Regions from separate parts of the Mus musculus genome. Here region 2 is linked to region 1. The links are chromatin loops, found by intact Hi-C in ENCODE. Cell type or tissue: gastrocnemius. All regions are shown on one strand. Each heading gives the region's core, and the rest is flanking DNA. Links, peaks and the distances in the headings are about the cores only.

What was found. Hi-C counts contacts between places; a loop is a spot of excess contacts. Peaks named below come from ENCODE experiments on the same cell type or tissue, not always from the same donor. Only the 100,000 strongest peaks of a DNase experiment are listed, where the experiment ranks them.
Region 2: a loop joins it to region 1, with 6 times the contacts of the local background. A loop is called at or near these places in 13 of 42 quality-filtered maps.

Annotation. Positions count from the first base shown.
Region 1 is chr5:49,971,244-49,980,647 of GRCm38, reverse strand. Adgra3 (adhesion G protein-coupled receptor A3) reads left to right here. Exons shown (of 19, transcript NM_133911.1): 13 at 1,075-1,288; 14 at 1,497-1,705; 15 at 8,573-8,697. Among named protein-coding and RNA genes, the nearest start is that of Adgra3, 83 kb to the left of the region's middle. In gastrocnemius, for the core only: no CTCF peak of the experiment used is centred there; a DNase peak (open chromatin) is centred at 4,438.
Region 2 is chr5:50,027,345-50,036,748 of GRCm38, reverse strand. All of the region lies in intron 1 of Adgra3 (adhesion G protein-coupled receptor A3), which reads left to right. LOC115490186 (a long non-coding RNA gene) reads left to right here. Exons shown (of 2, transcript XR_003955916.1): 2 at 1-2,529. Among named protein-coding and RNA genes, the nearest start is that of Adgra3, 27 kb to the left of the region's middle. In gastrocnemius, for the core only: a CTCF peak has its summit at 4,153 (motif pointing right); no DNase peak of the experiment used is centred there; H3K4me3 peaks cover 428 bases; H3K27ac peaks cover 1,272 bases.

The DNA of each region.
Region 1 (9,404 bases), core at 536-8,535:
CAGCAGAATAGTAGGGCATTGATGTCAGGGCCCGGTCGGCCCAGCACACTAGGCCCATGCAGAGCAGAGGCTCCTGCTGTGGCACTCTTGTCTCCACCTCTGAGCTAGGACATAGATGTAAGCAGGAGTCTCTAGTCAAATTATATGGTGCCTTAGCATGTGGGGCAGTATTCTAAAAGTCTCACAAGCAAAGTATTATTAAAGTACAATAATAATCACCTTTGTCTTTCAAGAAAAAATTCTTTTGGTTCCCTGTAGATTGCTTTGGAGGGAGAAAGGGGTTGGTGGCTAAGAAAATGACTTTGTCATAAATTCTTCCTTTAGTGAATATTTTCAGGTAGGTTAAAATCTATGAGCATACAGATTTTTTTTCCTGTTAAAGTTGAATGCTTATCTTTGTTAAAGTTAACGTGTTTTATTAAGGTTGAATTGTAACTTAAAATCCGCAGTAGACACAGACAATACTGCTGCTGGACCTTCCGGCTGTGCTCAGCTGTGAAGAAGTGAGGGCACCCTGGCTGTCAAGCACTTTCCCTTCCGTTTGTTGTGGTTCCCAAGCACTGTTTCTTAGTCGCAGGGACACACATGCTGAAGTAGCGGGGTGTTGAGTTTAAACTTCGGTTTTCTCGTTAAAATCTTGGTCTTTTATTGTGTGAACCTGACTCTGTTCGCCCCTCCTGCTTATTCTTGGTAACTGTAAAACTGATGACTGGAGCTCTCCATCTCCTTAATGCTGCCTGCCGTAGCTGCGTATGTTGTCATGGGGGAAATGAACAGTTCTCTTATTTTTAAACTCTTGGAACAAGAACTTGGATTTCTCTCTCTTTTATACTTTTGACCTATGCTGCTCTGGACTGCTCAGACTTTTTTTTTTTTCTGGACTTGTTAGTTGTTTTAAATATTCATTTTTGTATACACTTTTTGAAGACATGTTTAGCATATAATTTGAACATTTTCTTGACTACCTGACATTGTTCAAGTTTTTTCACACTAGTATGGTGAATTTTATAATATATATATATATATCATATATATATTATATATTATTTATAATATATATCCATCTTTTTTCAGAACACCATCATGGAGGCCTCCATTCAGCTTCCTTCCTCCCTTTTGTCACCAAAACACAAGCGAGAAGCCCGAGCGGCGGATGACGCCCTCTATAAGCTCCAGCTCATTGCCTTCCGCAACGGAAAGCTTTTTCCAGCCACAGGAAATTCAACAAAGTTGGCAGACGATGGCAAGCGGCGGACAGTAGTGACCCCTGTGATCCTCACGAAAATAGGTTTGTGTGGCAGATGTTACCCGACAGTCGCTCGGCACTGTGGCTTTATTGGTTGCTCTTCCTAAAAATATGCTTATTTTTGTTCTCTGTTGATTTAATGAGTCACTAGTGAAAAAGGATCTTGCAGAGTGCCCATCAGTGTATAAGTTGGCATTTAATTGTTTATGAAGTTTGTTTGAGAAATACCGTTCTTTCCCATTTTCTCCAGATGGTGCAACCGTAGATACCCACCACATCCCTGTTAATGTGACGCTGCGCCGAATTGCCCACGGAGCAGATGCGGTTGCAGCGCAGTGGGACTTTGATTTGCTGAACGGACAAGGAGGCTGGAAGTCAGATGGGTGCTGTATACTCTACTCGGATGAGAACATCACCACCATTCAGTGCGGCTCCCTGGGCAACTATGCTGTGCTAATGGTGTGGCCGTTGTTAACTTGGTCTATAAATACTATATATTGTAATGGTTCTCTATGCATAATTAAGCCCAAACGAAGAATTTACTTTTTAACTTAACATAACTGGCTCCATTTAATTATGTAAGAGGTGATTCTGGATTTCAAGGGAAATTGAGTTACTACCAAGTGAAATGAATGTGCTTGCACTTTGTAGCGGCTTCTCAGTGAACTATAAGGGAGTCAGATCAGCTAGGCGCTGACCTCCTTAAAACATGAAGAGATGGCTTGGGTTTCTGCAGTCTGACTCCTTCAGGGTGGGGCGATTTCTTTGCTGAAGGATTCACAGCAATTCACAAAAGGTTTCTGACCACATACCCACACTGTTAGCCTTTTGAGTGGACAATGGCCGTGGGAATTGATGGCAGTGACTTTAATAAATTTTGTGGCTGCAGAACAGCACTGAAGGCTGTCGGTTTGATTGTCACTTGTTTGTCAGTCAGTTCCACTGCCCACTCTGGTTCACCGCTGCTGTTGACCATTAGCCATTCTTAAAGGAACTTCTGTTAATACGTGCAGTCAGGTCTCCTAAAATACTTGGCCTGAATCTTGAGACCCTGGAGACCCTTGCTTCAGTCTTCTCTGTCCTGAGCACATGAGGATGAAATGGCCCACTTTAGTTACTGTTGTAGCTACTTCGCTGTTATTTTGCAGTTGTTACATGGTGCCACTGTCTTGGTTGTGTGTGCAGAGCACAGAGAGGTCACTACAGGTATGGAGACATTGCTCATAAACAGCCAAGTCTCCCCTGTTTAATTTCAGTTGTGAATCTGGTATCTAGACAGTATTACTTATATGTATTACATATAGTTTATAAGTGTACTTATACTTGTATAGATAATCTTGAAACAGAGTTTGTTATATACTTGGTGATTTTTCTTTTTAAGATGTGATAGCATTTGCCAATAGAAATGATCTTGAGGCAAGTCCGGATTATAATCATTTTCCCCAGTGTTTGTTCCTTCACTTTCCTTGCTTCTGTTTTTTTAATGCTTTTCCTGGTTCCTTGGCAGATGAGGCTTGAAAATGGATATTTTGTAGGTGATAGGACTGTGGTGACAGTGACACCATGAATCTTTGCACACAGCTGTAAGCAGTGCACTTGAACCGTATCCAACATACCTATACTTCCGCCTGCACAGTTTTGGGATCTTTGAAGGGTGGAGGACTACATACCAGTAGAACCAACTTTTATTATTATTATTATTATTATTATTATTATTATTATTTGTGTTTACCTTTTGTTCTTTAAGCCAGTGTTCATAGCTAATGAGGTGTCTGGATTCTGGAAATTCACATTTCACTGTTCGGCAAGGGTCTTTGAATTAAAGCACTGCTGGGCTTGTGAGCTGGCTGTGTAGGCGACGTGCTCTTCTCCAAGCCTGAAGCTCGGAGTTCCATCCCTAGGTCCCACATTGGTGGGGGAAGAGAATCGATTCTTCTTTCTGGTTTTTCGACACAGGGTTTCTCTGTGTAGCCCTGGCTGTCCTGGAACTCACTTTGTAGACCAGGCTGGCCTGAAACTCAGAAATCTGCCAGCCTCTGCCTCCCGAGTGCTGGGATTAAAGGCGTGCGCCACCATGCCCAGTGAGAATTGATTTTTCAAGTTATCCACTGACTTACCTCCAGGTGGCATGCCATTCACCCTAGACACACACACACACACGATACATAAATAAAATGTGACATTAATTAAAGTTTGAGACAATTTCTCTTTAGGACCTCCCCCTTTTTTTGAAATTTTAATACAGTTGCATTATCCTTCATTATCCTTCTCCCCCCTCCCCCCCCCAGCTCTCTTTTAAATTCATGACTTCCTTTTCCTTAATTATTTTTGGTGGTGATGATGATGATGGTGGTGGTGTGTGTGCTTCTAACTACATAGATACAACCTGCTCAGTCTATCATGTTACTGTGTGTTTTCAGGGCTGACCATTGGGTATTGGTGTGAGAAGACTGATTCTCCAGCTCTCAGCTTTCCTTAGTTGCCTGCAGGTTTCATGTGTAAGGTTGAGGCTTTGTGAGTTCAGCCTTCCACATTAGTGTATCCATTGGTGTCCTTGTTCCACTCATGTTTGGGCAGTCATGTTGGTGAGACTTCATGGATGTAGCTTCTGACATCCCTGCTCCTCTGGCCGTTTAAGACCTTCCCATCTCCTCTTCCTCAGTGATCACGAACCTCTAGTAGCAGGAGTTAAGTGGTAAATGAGACCAGCGGAGGGAGACTTGCTTCCACAATTCTGCATTTTGATTGGTTTTGTCTTTAGAATGTTTCTCATTCACATTTGAGAATAAAATATTTGGAAACCATGTAGCATTTGAAGGAGAAACAATAGGAAATATAAGATTATCTGAAATGTATGAAATACTGATCAGAAGTTGAGCAAAATAACGGAAACACAGAAATACTGCATTTTAAGCTTCGCTGTGATACCGCACCATGTGAAACTTTTGTTTTTGTTTAATCTAATACTAGTTGAAAGCTTCTATTTTTGAATTTCCTAACTGTCTTCTAAACTATTTAAATTAGTATAATCCTTTTCTAGAAGGAATAAGCTCTTCTTTTATCTTTCAGATTTTTAATCTTCTAAAAAATGTGAAACACAGTGTTTTAAAGCTAGAAGCCTGCTGGGATCTTGCTCCCTATTTTCAGAGACTCTTGTTTTCTGAGCTGTAACTGCCACCTAGAGGCAGAAGCTGGAAACACATCTGGGATAGTTGACCAAGTTATAAAGTTACCATAGAGTGTGTGGAAAATTTAGAGCTGCTTCTTCGTCTGACAGACTTAGTTTGTGGGCATATCTCTGAGGGCTTATGTGGCAGGCATGAAGCCTTGGGGCTGTCCTCAGGACGGCAAGAGAAGATTACACCTGTCCTACACTACTTCACCAAGTTAAGACAGATGCAATGCCTTTTTTAAACTGTAAACAGTTGCTTTGTTTCTTCTATCCTCTTATTGACTCATAAATGTAATCCTGCTTTTCTTGAGTGCTGTCTTCCTAGGTCTTTATGGAAAGTCTAAATGCCCAGGTCGCTAGGAAGATCAGCCATGTGCTTTAAAGAACGATATATAACTGCTGTTTTTGCTGCTATGTCTACAATAGATGATATCCTGGTTGGTTCTGCTAATCCCTACAGTCAGTTACAGAGAAGCTGCCCAGTCCCTGCGGGGGGAAAATATCAGCAGAAGTTGGAATTGCTGCATTGATATCAGAAGTACCCAGTGGGGGGTCAGAAGAATCAAAGGAACTCTGGGCAATAGAGGCAAATAGGAGCAGACACGATGTAGGATCTTAATACCTCGCTCATCAGTAAGGTCAAAGTGCTCACAGTCTGCTTTGCCTTTGTTTCTCGGATTGTCTAGATGTAAAGACCAGTGGCTACTTTCTTACTCCTCTAATAGTGCTAACTGAGCATGCTGAGTAAGAGCAAGCCAGCTCTAGTTAGTACATAGCTGACCGGAATACCTGAACAACTTAAACAGCATACCCATCTCCATCAGATGGTTTAATTACGTCTGTATGTGAAGATACTGTGGGAACCCCTAAGCTATCGGTTTTGCATAACTACAGCTAATAGCTCCTTGCATATTGAAGAGGATTCATGTAGCCCTTTTTTCACCTCTTTTTCCACATGCTTGCTTGCTGTATGCGTCCTCCTAAACCCTGCTTCCAGGAAGGAGAGAAGGCTTAGTAGGTAAAGTGCTTGCTGAGAAAGATTGAGGACCTGGAGTTAAAAAGCCAGATGTCACTGGAGATATCATTAAGGAGGAGTACCACTGTGGACATAGAGCCAGGAGGATCCATAGTGCTCTGGCCAGCTGGTCTATTCAAATTGGTAAACTCTTTCAGTGAGAGTACCCATCTCAAAATATAAGATGGCTCTCTATGAGTTCAATAGCATCCTGGTCTACAGAGTGAGTTTTGGGACAGATAAGGAATATAGAGAAACAACAACAACAAAAACCCAAAAGCAAAATGTAAGATAGAAAGTGATTTAAGAAGACATCTGTTACCTACCACTGGACACACTGTGGGACTGCTGATGCTCAGGCACTGGAGATACTGTGGTGGTAGCTGATCTGCAGTAGGCACTCGTGTGTCAGGCACTCTCTGAGATTTTTATGGTATAGGCAGTTGTCATAGTCTTTTGTCTATAGGTCTGGAACTGAAGTAGGTTAGCTTTGGAACAATAACTAGAATCCAAGCAGTTGATCCAGAGTTGTTCTAACCATACTGCAGTACCTGATCTCTTGAATCTCGCATCTCACATGTCACAGGGAGAAAGCATACTGTCTGTCTGTCTGTCTGTCTGTCTCCTCTGTAGTCTCTGAGGAGTGTCTTCTAGCCCTGCCTTAATGGCCTTAGAATTTCTCTGTTGAGTCTGATTCCAGCAGTTTGCTTGTACATGCCACTTTAACATTCCATGAGGTCTGTGCAGCGTGAATTTCTGCAAGCTGAAACTAAGGATGAGAGGGATGAGGCCTTCAGTTTTCCATTAACTTTCAATACTGGGCAAGGTACATAAACCCTGGAGTTTGGATAAATGCTGTCTCCATGTCCTGCCCACCACTACTCGTCATGGTTGCTACTCCAGCACTTAGAAGTTCCATGCGTTTCTTCCCCTTTTCTAACACTGAGTGCCATACGTAAGTTGTAATTGTGCTCACACTCCACACACTGGGCCCATGGTATTGCTTTGTGTGTCCGTCCATCTCCCCCATCTCCCCATTACATTGGGGGGATTTCTTTTTGTGTGAAGCAGTAGCTTGTATTTTTTAGTACATGCACATTAGTTCCATCCTCGCATTGAAAATACTGAAAACTGTCCCTTATATTGATAATGCACATCAGGTGAGTGAGTGGAACTTGACCTTGATGAGTCACGTGTGTGCTTTTGTTTTGGTTTTGTTTTTTTTCGAGACAGGGTTTCTCTGTGTAGCCTTGGCTATCCTGGAACTCACTCTGTAGACCAGGCTGGCCTCGAACTCAGAAATCCACCTGCCTCTGCCTCCCAAGTGCTGGGACTAAAGGCATGCGCCAGCACTGCCAGGCTGTATGTGTGTGCTTTTGATTGACTGTACATTCCTATGAGTGGAGGCCAAGACTGTGAACCATTCCCATGCTCAGCTTCAACATTAATGCCCCACAGCTTACCGAATCATCGGCATCAGCTTAGTCCTGGTTGTTAGGACATTTCTTAGTTCCTTGTCGTTCTCGCTGATCCTTAGAATCTTCACTTTGATGAGAGTGATTTCACTCCGTCTCTTGTGTTCCGAGAGTGTGGTTCTTATTCCTACAGCGGTGACTGGGAGGTTGAGCCTGCATGTGGATACTTAGAGAGTTGGCTGAGGGCAAAGGCCAGCCCCAGTGTGCCTGGCTTGTTTTCTGGGTTCCTGATGGGCTATGAATGCACACGCTCTCTGTGCATGTAGGTTTTGCAGAGCCCTTTTCAGACTCTCCTTTTCTGCTCCTGCTCCTGGTGTGAACAGGATTCCTTAAAGGTTTTGTGCCTGACTTCTTAGGATTTTTTTTATATCAGTGATCTTTACATCCTGTTTATGAAATCCCAGCCTATCCCAAGTTCAAGAGGGTCTTTTTACTTGCCTTTTTCTCCTTTTAAATTTTCCCTTTTTTATATGAAATTGTCTCTTTGTTTTCTTCAAGACATCCCAGTATGGTTTTCCTAACATACTTAGTTTCACTGTTCAACCAACACTAATTTTGAGTGTTGTGTAAAGTACAGTACTGTAGTTTTTTAGGTGATCTCTTGTTCATTGTTGATGATGTATGGAGGATATGGAATCTTTAGGAAGTAGAGGATGGGCATCGCTGGGGTAGGCATTAAGCATTTATAGCCTCACCTCTCTTCCTACTGTCTGTCTTTGTTTCCTGTGTGTGGAGGGAATGAGATAAGATTCTTACTGCAGCCACTGCACGCTGTGATGGACTCTTCTTTCTCTGAAACTGTGAGCCAAAATAAACTCCTCCTTTCTTAAAAAAATAATCAAATAAAAGTACAATAATTGATACAACATAAGGTGGGAAGACATTAGTCCAAATACAACACAGAGATGTGAGTCAGGGCCAGAGTTTTTGGTCAACAGCATGTCAGGCATTCAAAGAATACCCAGTAGCTAAATGTCTATAGTAGCCCATGACGCCTTCTTAGACGAGGTATCAAAATACCCACGGGAGGAGATACAGAGACAAAGTTTGGAGCAGAAACTGAAGGAAAGGCCATCCAGTGACTGTCCCACCTGGGGATCCATCCCATATACAGTTACTAAACCCAGACACTATTGTGGATGTCAATAAGTGCCTGTTGACAGGAGCCTGATATGGCTGTCTCCTGAGAGGCTCTGCCAGTGCCTGACAAACACAGAGGTAGATGCTTTCATCCAACCATTGGACTGAGCACAGGGCCCCCAGTGGAGGAGCTAGAGAAGGGACCTAAGAAACTGAAGGGGTTTGCAGCCCCATAAGAGGAACAACAATATGAACCAACCAGTACCCCAAGATCTCCCAGGGAGTAAACCACCAACCAAAGAGTACAGAGGAGGGACTCAAGGCTTCAGCCGCATATGTAGCAGAGGTTGGCCTTGTGGGACATCAGTGAGAAGAGAGGCCCTTGGCCTTGTGAAGGCGTGATGCCCCACTGTAGGGGAATGCCAGGACAGGGAAGCAGGAGTGGGTGGGTTAGTGAGCAGGGGAGGGGGATGGGAGAGGGCAACTTTCAGAAGGGAAATGAGGAAAGAGGATAAAATTTGAAATGTAAATAAAGAAAATACCAAATTAAAAAAACAGCCCGTGACCATTTTTTGTCTCCTCAGGATCTGACTGGGACAGAGTTGTACACCCCAGCAGCCAGTCTCCTGCACCCTGTGGTTTACACCACTGCCATCACTCTCCTCTTGTGTCTCTTGGCTGTTATCATCAGTTACATGTACCACCACAGGTAAGAGAGTGCATCCGACTATCATGGCTCTGTGCACTTGGAAGAGGACTTTATTTCACACTTGGTTGTGATAAACTAAAGTGTGATACTGGTGGTACCCTTACAAAATAAAGATGCTGCTGTCAACTGCCCACAGCCTTCATCCCATGCTGATTGGGATATGAAGAGCCATCAGCTAATTTCAGCCCTGAGGAATTTTCTTGTTCCTTCTCTGCTCTGTTGAGGACATGTTTCCATTTCCTGGTTTTGGGGGGGAGAGTCATACCTAGAAAAGACTGTGGGAGGTGGAAGCTGGGGTGCCGGGCACAGAAGCAAGAGGGCCAGAAGCAGAGTGGGGTTTCATCATGTACAGGGTCCCTGCACAGCTGTCTCCAGGTAGTAAACGGTCCATGTTTGTGTCTTACAGCTTTCTCACTGTTGCCGTATCTTTAAAGATAACACTTTGAAGAAAGTTGGTGACATTTACATAGAGGATTTGGTTTCTGTTAATTGGAGACACAGCTATCAAAACTTTTGTTTTCTGATTGGAAGTACTGAACTAAAAGGATTTGCTAAGCAGGAAACTTAGCTTACAGAAGATTCTGCTAGAATGTATTTTCCTATTTAAGTCAGACATGTATGGCATTTCTTGACATTTGCTTCGGAAACAAAAGGTGATTTTGATGTATTAAAAAAAAAAAAAAGGAAAAGAGAGACTTCAACATTTC
Region 2 (9,404 bases), core at 749-8,748, 56 kb before region 1:
GGTAGAGGAGCCCATGCAGTCCCTGCCAGGACTGATCTGATAGTTGTGAACTGTTTATGGAAACCTTGGCAAGATTACAAGGATTTTACTGTTTGTCTTTAACTTCCCACCCATTGGAGTTGGGGAGGGGACAGCTTACGATGTATATAGTTCAGAAATATGTTCTCCTAATCAACTCGCCTTCAGCCACCCTGAAAGTCTGTATTCTCTTTGGAGCAGTGATGCATCCTCCTCATAGCATGTGTGCATATTAGTCCTTGAGGTCTGCTCCTGTATCCGTTGTGTCTCTCCCAGAGCGGAGTAGTTTCTCAAATATATTCTGAGTTAATGAGTGATTGATACATCATCAAAATTTTCAGCTGAAAAATCAAATCTTTGAATCCTCAAGAACCTCAGTGTAGTCCCAGTAGAAAGCTTTCTGTTTGATTAAAATGCCAAATAAACTCACTTTTATTGTATTCATAAATATTAAGTGTCCAACATTCTCTGTGATGTACCGGCACCTTGAAGAATGGGCTTCCTTTTCTCAAGGAGCTAATGTGTTTGTAAGATATGATGGAGTGTTGTTTAATAAACAGTTTTTCATTTTTAGACATTGTTGAACGATATCTAGTATGGTGTTAAAAACCCTTCAGATTTTCTTAATCAACTAAATGCTATTTAGCTTTATGTAAACTCACTGTGTTTAATGTTAACGCTGAAAAATAGGTTATTTACTTTTTATTTATGAAACTGCTAAGTAAAGCATTGAAAGCAAATGAGGAAAAAAAAACAGGCTTTTATGTATTATTTCAAGGGTTGGGTCTTTGAGAAAGCTGACTGGGAACTTGGAAGGTTATTTAATGAGCCATTTGGAGAGTTAGGGTTTACTGTGTACCCGGGCATATTTTTGTTGTCTTTGTATGGTTATTAACGGCACCTTTTAATCTTAAGACTCTAATCATGTGTTCCATGCTGATGGTTTTGACTTGCTGTCTCATTTTATATAATTGTTCACTTTGTGGGAATCGAAGTTGGGTGCTGGTTACAGCTTTGAGAATGTAGCTAAGTTCTGCTGGATGAATTCTGTAGAAAAGATTTCTTGGATGAATAAATCTGAGATGTCCGACAAATTTAGGTGTCTTCTGTTCAGCACAATAGGGATTCCTGCGTGCATTTGCTAAGAGAGCTAATTAGCAGGCTGCTGCTTCGCATTGCTCTAATTCTGGGGATCTTGCTAGTGGTGGTGTTCCTACCCCTTTGGGTCTGTGTGTGTACCCCGCCATCCTTAGTTGTTACAGGGTACCACCCATCCTGCTGCCTGCACAAGATTACCCTAAAACTGGGCAAGACGCACAGGAACCTCAACAGTGTAACAGCTGGCGCAGGCTGGTTTAGCTGAGCAGTTGCGCCAGGCCTTGAGGAAGGCAGTGTGGTCAAGTATGCAGTTACCATTGGGTGGTGCTGAATGATAACTCCTGCTTGGCTAGCTGTGGTCTGGCTGTTGTGATTGGCTTGGATCTTATTAAGTAGTGCTAAAGGCCCACCTTAAGTACTTTCCCACACTTGGCTTCTATGTCCACTAAAAGCTTTCATTTTCTAAGTCCCTAGAATAATTTATAGATGAGATATTGAGTAACAGAGGTTAAGAACCTTATGCAGAATGCTGAAGCCAGATCTTGGTATTAATGTTTAAACGCAGGTAGTTTGTGTGCCAGAGTCTACCCTCTGTCGTGGTGTTACCTGCTTAGTAACTACTGAGACAAAGGCAGGGACTGGAATAGTGACCCCAAAACAACAGATTTGTTTGCCCAGTCAGTCATACGACCCACTTTGGTGATGGAGTGGCTCCCGGTAGCACAGTCATGCATAGAGCAAATGAATGCTTATTATGCTCAGGGACATCCTGTTGCTTCATATGGGGTCTGTACCTTAGCTTTGGTCCACAGGACACTCTTGTGATTAAAGTAAAAATTCTGTTAAGGATAAGATATTTGAAATTTTCTTTTTTCCCCCTATCTTTCTCTCTTACTTCTGTCCTGTTCAAGATCATGTTGAAAATTGTAGCAGAAACCCAAAGAGGGCTGAAAAATGAGAGAGCAGTTCCCCTGGCCCTGGAGCACTGGGGACTCAGGAGTAAAACCCGGCAGATGGATGGGATTGATGGTGAGACCCCACAGCAGAGGAACTTACAGCCCAGGAGAGAAAGTGCCAACTCACTAGAAAAATGACGTTCTGAACAGCGCTCTGGAAGAGTCCCAAGAACTGAAAATGTGGGGAGTGGCAGCAGAAGTGGGTAATGAGAGTGCCCAGCCAGCAACTGATGACCTTGAGACAGATGCTCTGTCTAGCTGGGCCCAGAGGAGGAGCTGCTGATATGAGGTTGCCGCAGCTGCAAAACCACTTTGCTTGTTCTCTGCCCATCATCTGCGGAGGCTCAACAGAGTAGGAGTTGGAAGCAGGAAGTTACTGAGTCCCTGCAGCCTGTGTAACTCCACTCTCTAAGGTTACAAGACTCCCCAAATTCGGCATAAAGGAGGTTGTGTCGTATGTGTCCATCCTTATTTTCATATATGCTAATGAGATCCTTTGCTGCCCCTCAGTATTGATCAGTCCATGAACAACCAGAAAGGGTCATTAGACTTTTGAGAAATCAACACTGTGAGCCGGCAAGGAGCCAGTGTTTTGGAAGCCTTGGTGAGATGTTAACGCAGGAGAATTCTAGTGGGTATTTCAGATCCGAAAGAATAACAGATCCATAGGGCAAGAATAGCGTGGGAAAGGGTGAGAAGGGAGCTCTGCGGAGTTAGCTGTGAGGCTGAGATGTGAAGGAGCCTGTCCCGGGTCAATGATTGGTCTGAAGGGCAGGAGGGAAGTGACTCAGGATTTAGGAAATTAGTGGTCTGGAAAATTGAGCGGAGGATTTATTTGCAAATTCAAAGCAGAAGGATTAAGATGGAGGTTGTGAAGCAGTATTAAGAACCGTGGAGGACGGCCTAAGAGATGAGTGTTAGCTAAGTCATAGAATCTCAGATGCTGCTGGGGCTAGAGAGAGATGACTTATTTCTCTTAAGAGCTGGCGACTCTAAACATGGAGGTTTCTTTCGCCACACCACAACGAGCCACGTCTTTAGAATCTCTGCCAATCCCCAGTCCTCTCAACCAGAATTCCAAGTCACTTAACCATTCCAGGTCTGCGTGAGATCATTTTAATACAATGCCTTTCCAGCTTCAACTTGAAAATAACTAGGTGAAGTTAAGAAGTAGATGGGTAGAAACTACTTAACATTGTAACTCAGGATACCTGCTTTCTTTTACTCACAATTTACTATTTTAACCAGAGTTTCCTTTTTTTGTTTGTTTTTTTTTTTTTTTTAAAGATGTGTCCAATATTTTATTGTGGCATATGCTGTGTGCTGCACAAGTTATTGAGTGTGCTTGTGTATATGCAGTGGTGTATAATTGTGTTCCAGAGGTCATTTTTCTCTACTCTGTGTGTGTGTTGTGCATACAAATTTGACAGTAGGGTATTTTAATAAAAACAAAATTTTAAAAGAATATCTTCAGTCATGAAATTATAGTTTAGATGGCTCTGAAGCATTTTTTAAAAACTTGTTTAGCTTCCTAATCTTGATTCTTCTCCTTCGTCCCTAACCCCCAATTGAGTTGCATTTTCCTAAGCTTCTTTTATAGGTGGATGAGAACTTAAGAGAGATGTGGCTTCAAAGTTTCCTGTGGCACTGGAGTGCAGTCCCCTACCCTCTGAAATGTTAAATTCTGACAGTGGCATCGCTTGTCCTCACTCACACTGACTGTCCTATCTTCTGTTATACAACCTTTAATTTCAGTGTTGCACTGTAGTGGAACCTTGGTGTGTAAGCACTAAGCCACAGTTAAAGATCCAGACTTAAAATTCAACCACAGATTGTATGTGAGCCAACGACAACAGTCACTGATAAATCCATGGTTCTTCCTTCCCTAGCAGCTGGAGATTCCTTTCCACATCAGTTTTAAGGGGATCCCAATGTTAGAAAGGCAATAACGTGGACATACTTCTTAGGATTTTGGAATAGAAGAAGAAAGACAACTAGACATTATCTGGTAGATTTTCAGAAAAATCCCTGGAGCCGCAGAGAGGAAGGAGCGAGTGGTCTAGATTTATACTTCTCTGTACCACTAGAGGCCAGTAAATTACCTACTCTGCATCTCACAGTCCTCAGGGAAGGATCCTTGAACAGAGAAACTTAAACCCAGCCGTATTTTTATGTCATTCATTTATTGAACAGATGTTGTGAGCACCTTGTCATTCGGGGCCTCTGGGGACCAGGTCTGGATGGAGGGCTGAAGTACAAGATAATTTATAGGGGAAAAAAATGACTGAAGAAAATGAAGGGAAGGAGGCAGTGGGAAGGGTCCAGGTTGAGCATCTATGAAAGCTGAGGATGTACAGCTAGGTGAGGCCTTTGTCCTTCCTGCAGCTTTGAGCTAGTCTGGAATGGCCCAGCAGGAAGTGACAGTGTGGACACTGCCCAAGGGGCAGCCTGTGGTGGTCAAACAGCTGGAATCTATACTGTGGTTCCCAGCCCACTGACTGGACACTGCTTATAGAGTGAGCACCTTCTTTAGGCCAGCTGCTGTCTACAGTATGTCTTTGGGAAAAGACACCGGTGCACCACCTCAGTGGTTGCAGATGGCACATGCTGTACTGGCAAGGTTAGATCTGAACTCTGCTAGTAAATGTGATTGTCATTCTGAGCAAACTTCCTGGTAGTCATGTAGACTTTTTATTACTGTTTTGGAGGACGTGGTATGACTTTTGTCCTGAGGTTCTTGGAAAGGGTGAGGAAATTCACTTAGGGGGAGAAGCTGCTCAGTGTGGTTCTCAGAGGTTCTCCAGCATGACTGTCTTTCTGTCTCTGAGGTTTATCAGCAATACTCAAACAAGAAAAGATTCATGCACTTGATGTATTCTACATGCCTGCACTGTTTTAGTTGTGTGTTGAGTGGAGTAATGGCAGAACATTTTGAAACATATATAAAGCTAAAACATACCTTCTGGAATGATTTTCTACAAAAGTAAGTGAATGGAACCATTGGTAAGCAACGTGCTTAGTTGCGTGTAATAGGCTCCGGAGTACAACATTGAGAACTGTTCGGCATATGGTTTCATTAGTGGAGAAACAAAAATCCAACAACAACAAAGAGCCGAAGCACTACATTCACTTAAAGGAGTTTCATTCCTGACTTTAGCCGAGGGCAGGTGGCCATAAAGGTTTAGGGTGTATGCCAAGAGAGGCTAATGATTCATCTGGCTCTAAACCTGGCCTGCTTTTCTTTCTTTCCTCTGTAGAGAAGGTTGTAGGAAGGGCATACATTATTCTACACAGTAAACCCAATGTGTATCAATATGTACTGTAGCTTGTATTACAAGAATAGATTAGACCTCTCAACACATGGAAACTTACTATGTACATACATGTCTTATCTTCCTTTTTTTTCCTTCATATTCTTTCTCTTTTCTGAGACTAGGTCACATGTAATTCCTGTCATCTTCAAACTTGCTACTTCAGGTGACCATGCATGAATGCTCCTCTTGCCTATATCTCCCCAGTGCTTAGATTATAGTCATGCACTACTCTGTCTACTTTATGTGGTATCGGGTTTTGAAGCTAGAGCATTGTGGATGATAGGCAAGCACTCTATCAAGCAAACTACACCCTAGATCCTGTGCTTTGATCCATATGACTATTTAAGGAGTTCTATCTTCTTGAAACTGCAATACTTGATCATTTTAATATGCATTCGGTAGACAGGAAAAAAAACATTATTGGAACCCATAGTATATTTAGTAATTAGCTTTTACTAGTTGTATGATGATAATTTTGCTATATCCATATAATTATGTGACATGTAGCATGTAATATATTTTAGTTAAGTGTATGTATGTGTTGGAAGGTTTTTCAAAGATACTGTAAGAGTGTTTTCATTGGTATGTTTTCCTGCCAAAGGGGTTGTGCTCACTCATCATAAAAATGGGAGTGGTTGTCTCCCCCAGAACAGATTATATTTTCCCACTGTGGTAAGTACCTTACAGTATCTTGATGAAGCTTACATTCTCTTCTGATTGGGGATGCACAGTCATCTATAAAGTCATGATCCTTTGTCTCTCTTCTTATTTATTTTTAAGGAGACATGGGTCTCACTTTGTCCTTGAGCTCCTGGCCTCAAATGATCAGTCATCCTGTCTCAGCTGCCTGCGTTACTAAGGCTATGGGCCATTTATATTACATTTGGGCTTGTTTTTATGTGCATTGAGTGACCACTTCAATCTTTGTTAGTTTTCCTGTTGCAGTCTGATTTCAGCTTCCTGTGGCCCTTTCTGCATTTTCTGCATATGTCTGCGCTTTCCTTGGTCCTAAGTGAGGCCTCTTCCTAGGTACTGGGTAGACATCTTCCATCCCATCCTGCCTGTTCTAGTTTCACACACATCTAGCACTGTGTGAAGCACTTTGGCAAAAATCAACTAGAGGAAAGGGGCTCACTGCAGTGTAGCCTTCCAGGTTACGCAGGGACATCAAAGCAGGAACATTGAACAACTAGCTATAGGCACTCTGTTCCATAGTCTGGGACAGAGAAAGTGAGCTCACGCTTGCATGTGTTTAGCTTGGTTTATCCACTCTCACCCAGGTCAGGATACAAAGCTTAGGGAATGGACAGCTCACAGTGGACAGCGTCTTCCCAAATCAATCAACGTAAGACAAAGCCCTACAGACATCCGCATATACCAGCCTAATGTAGAAGATCCTTGTGGTGGTATGAAAGAAAATGCCAGCCACCCACCCCATAGACTCACAGGAAGTGGCACTCAGGAGGTGTGGCCTTGTTGGAGTAGGTGTGGTATTGTTGGAGGCAGTGTTACTTCACTTCCTGCTGTCTGCCTATCCAGATGTTGAACTCTAAGCCGCGTCTGCAGCACCAGCTCTGTCTGCATGCTGCCATGCTTCCCACCATGACAATAAAGAACTAAACCTTTGACGCTGAAAGCCAGCTGCAATGAAATGTTTCCCTTTATAAGAGTTGCATGGTCACAGTGTCTCTCCATAGCAATAGAAACCCTAGCTAAGGCAGCCCCCTCCCCCAGGCTGCTCAGGTGATTGTAGGTCAGGTTGACAGTTAAAACTAAGAAGCAAAACTGCCACTCCATCTGCTTCCCTGACCCACAGGATTGCTTACCTGGATTTTGTCTCCAGCAGTCAACGTTCCTGAAGTTGAACTGAGTAGTTAGTGCTCTTAAAAGTATATTTTAAACTTCCTTTCCAAAAGGAAGTCTTTTAGTGACATGTGACATCCAGGGAGTGGTTTCTACTGACAGCTCTCATGGTTCTGATACATTTTGGGTCTAATAACAGCAAGCAGCTGAGGACATCTAATCTATATCGTTCCATTTGCTTGTGATTTTTAAAAACCCCCTCTGCTTTTAAGTCTTGTTCTTTTTTCATCTTTGTGGAGATGGCACAGCACACTAACTTGGTCCTGTGTGAAATGATAGTGGGTGTCAGACTCTTCCATACAGTTTCTGAATCGAAGCGCTGGAAGCCCGAATAGCATTCAGCCTGTTGTCTATAGATCGTGTCTTGTTCACATCATTAGTATAGGACAGAAATGGGTCTATATAAGCTCTATAACTCTGGCTGGGTTTGAAATTTCAAAGGTGTCAGCAAAAATATTGATTATGAATGGGTTTTAGGTTCATCGTGATATATGATATTAAGCACCCGCTGGTTCCACAGCCCCCCATTTCAAAAGTGAGTATAAAAGCCGTCTGCAGCGTAGATTTATTCCTTCCTATCCTGTTTTTCTGCACAAAATCCTTAAACACATCCAGTAATGTGTAGATGGAATATATTAACTTGAGGTTGTAAACTATATTTTAAGGTTACAGTTATAACTTTTTAAGTGTGATGAAATGTCTTCCTTTTTACTTTCCTCAATAAAACCTATCATTTATTGCAGTAAAGCCTTTATGACTGAGGAAATGACAGTCCCATCGCTGAAGCTATACCAAATCACAGGCAGAGCCATTCAGTCAGTGCCCACCAGTCCTGTGCAAGTTTCTTCCTTAGCTGAGTTTCATTCTTCACTCAGAAATGGCATCTTAAGTCACTGAGCTGGGTAGAGGGTATATTTTCCTGCAGATTGTTGGCTTAGTGCTTACATATTCTTGGCCATTGTCAAACATAGCAGCTTTGCCTACTAGAACATGAATCAGTATAGAAAATTAAGAGAATCCAGGAGTGATCTTAGTACTGTCATTCTGATAGAATATTCTCCTTTTTAGTCTTAAGGATGCTGAAAGCCACTTAAAAAGTGAAGTGACTGACACCGTCACTTTGTAGAGTCTCTGTTAGTACCAGGGCCCCTAACATGACTGTTCAGCTTCTTAAAGTGACAACATCGGTTGCTCTATGTGCAGTGTTTGATCAAAACCAAACAAACACAATAGGTAAATAAACAAATGTGCTCTAAAATCTCAGATCACCTCGGATTTCTTTTAACTTTTACTTCTGGGAATATACAAATACTCCAAATTAACTCGATTGAAAGCAAACATTCCTAAGATTCATATGTTTACTACTGGAGGCTGGGTACACCCTGAAAGTAAGATATTTCAGAACTTACAACATGAATTATAATCCGTCAAAGAGAAGTGAATGTCAGCCTCTTCACCATGGCAACGTTGAAAGCCTTCTGGGTTTCCTGCTTCTGTTGTTTACTTGTTGCTACATAGAGATTCTTTTCTGCCTGTGGTATTAATTGATGTGATCGCATCCTTTCCCTAGGTAGCAGCTTCACTGGATGTGTAAAACCTGCCTTGGATTATATTTGTCCTCCGACCTTGGTCTCTTAGTATCCTCGAGCATTTGTCTGTTGTATATCATGTTGAAACAGTGCCGTCAGGGTCAGGATGCACTTGGTATTATGCCATGTTTGGTGACTGTGAGTGCAGGCTCTGCCTGATCAGAGTAATGAGGGCTGGGACTCTTGCTCTGTACTGCCTGGCTGCTGGAGAAGCCTGCTGGCACAGACACTGGGAGCCGTATGCATGTCTCAGTTTCTCCTGGCCTGAACCAACTACTTTTCTTTCTTTTAAAGATCATTGTCATTTTCAGTTAAGAAAACACTGCTGTATTTTAGTGAAAATGCTTTTGCACCTTGTTTTGTCTCATTCCTACACTTTTTGGCCTTGCCTTTGCTTCAGTGATACCACAAAACAGGAGAGAACGCTGCCTAATGAGATTCTTTGGTTATTCTAAGGAATATGTTGGCTGCACAGACACTGAATTGAGGAAGGACATATACATCAGAATCAGGCAAACAAATCCTGTATCTTAATGGCTGCTCACGGAGTGTGCCATGCCTTTTAA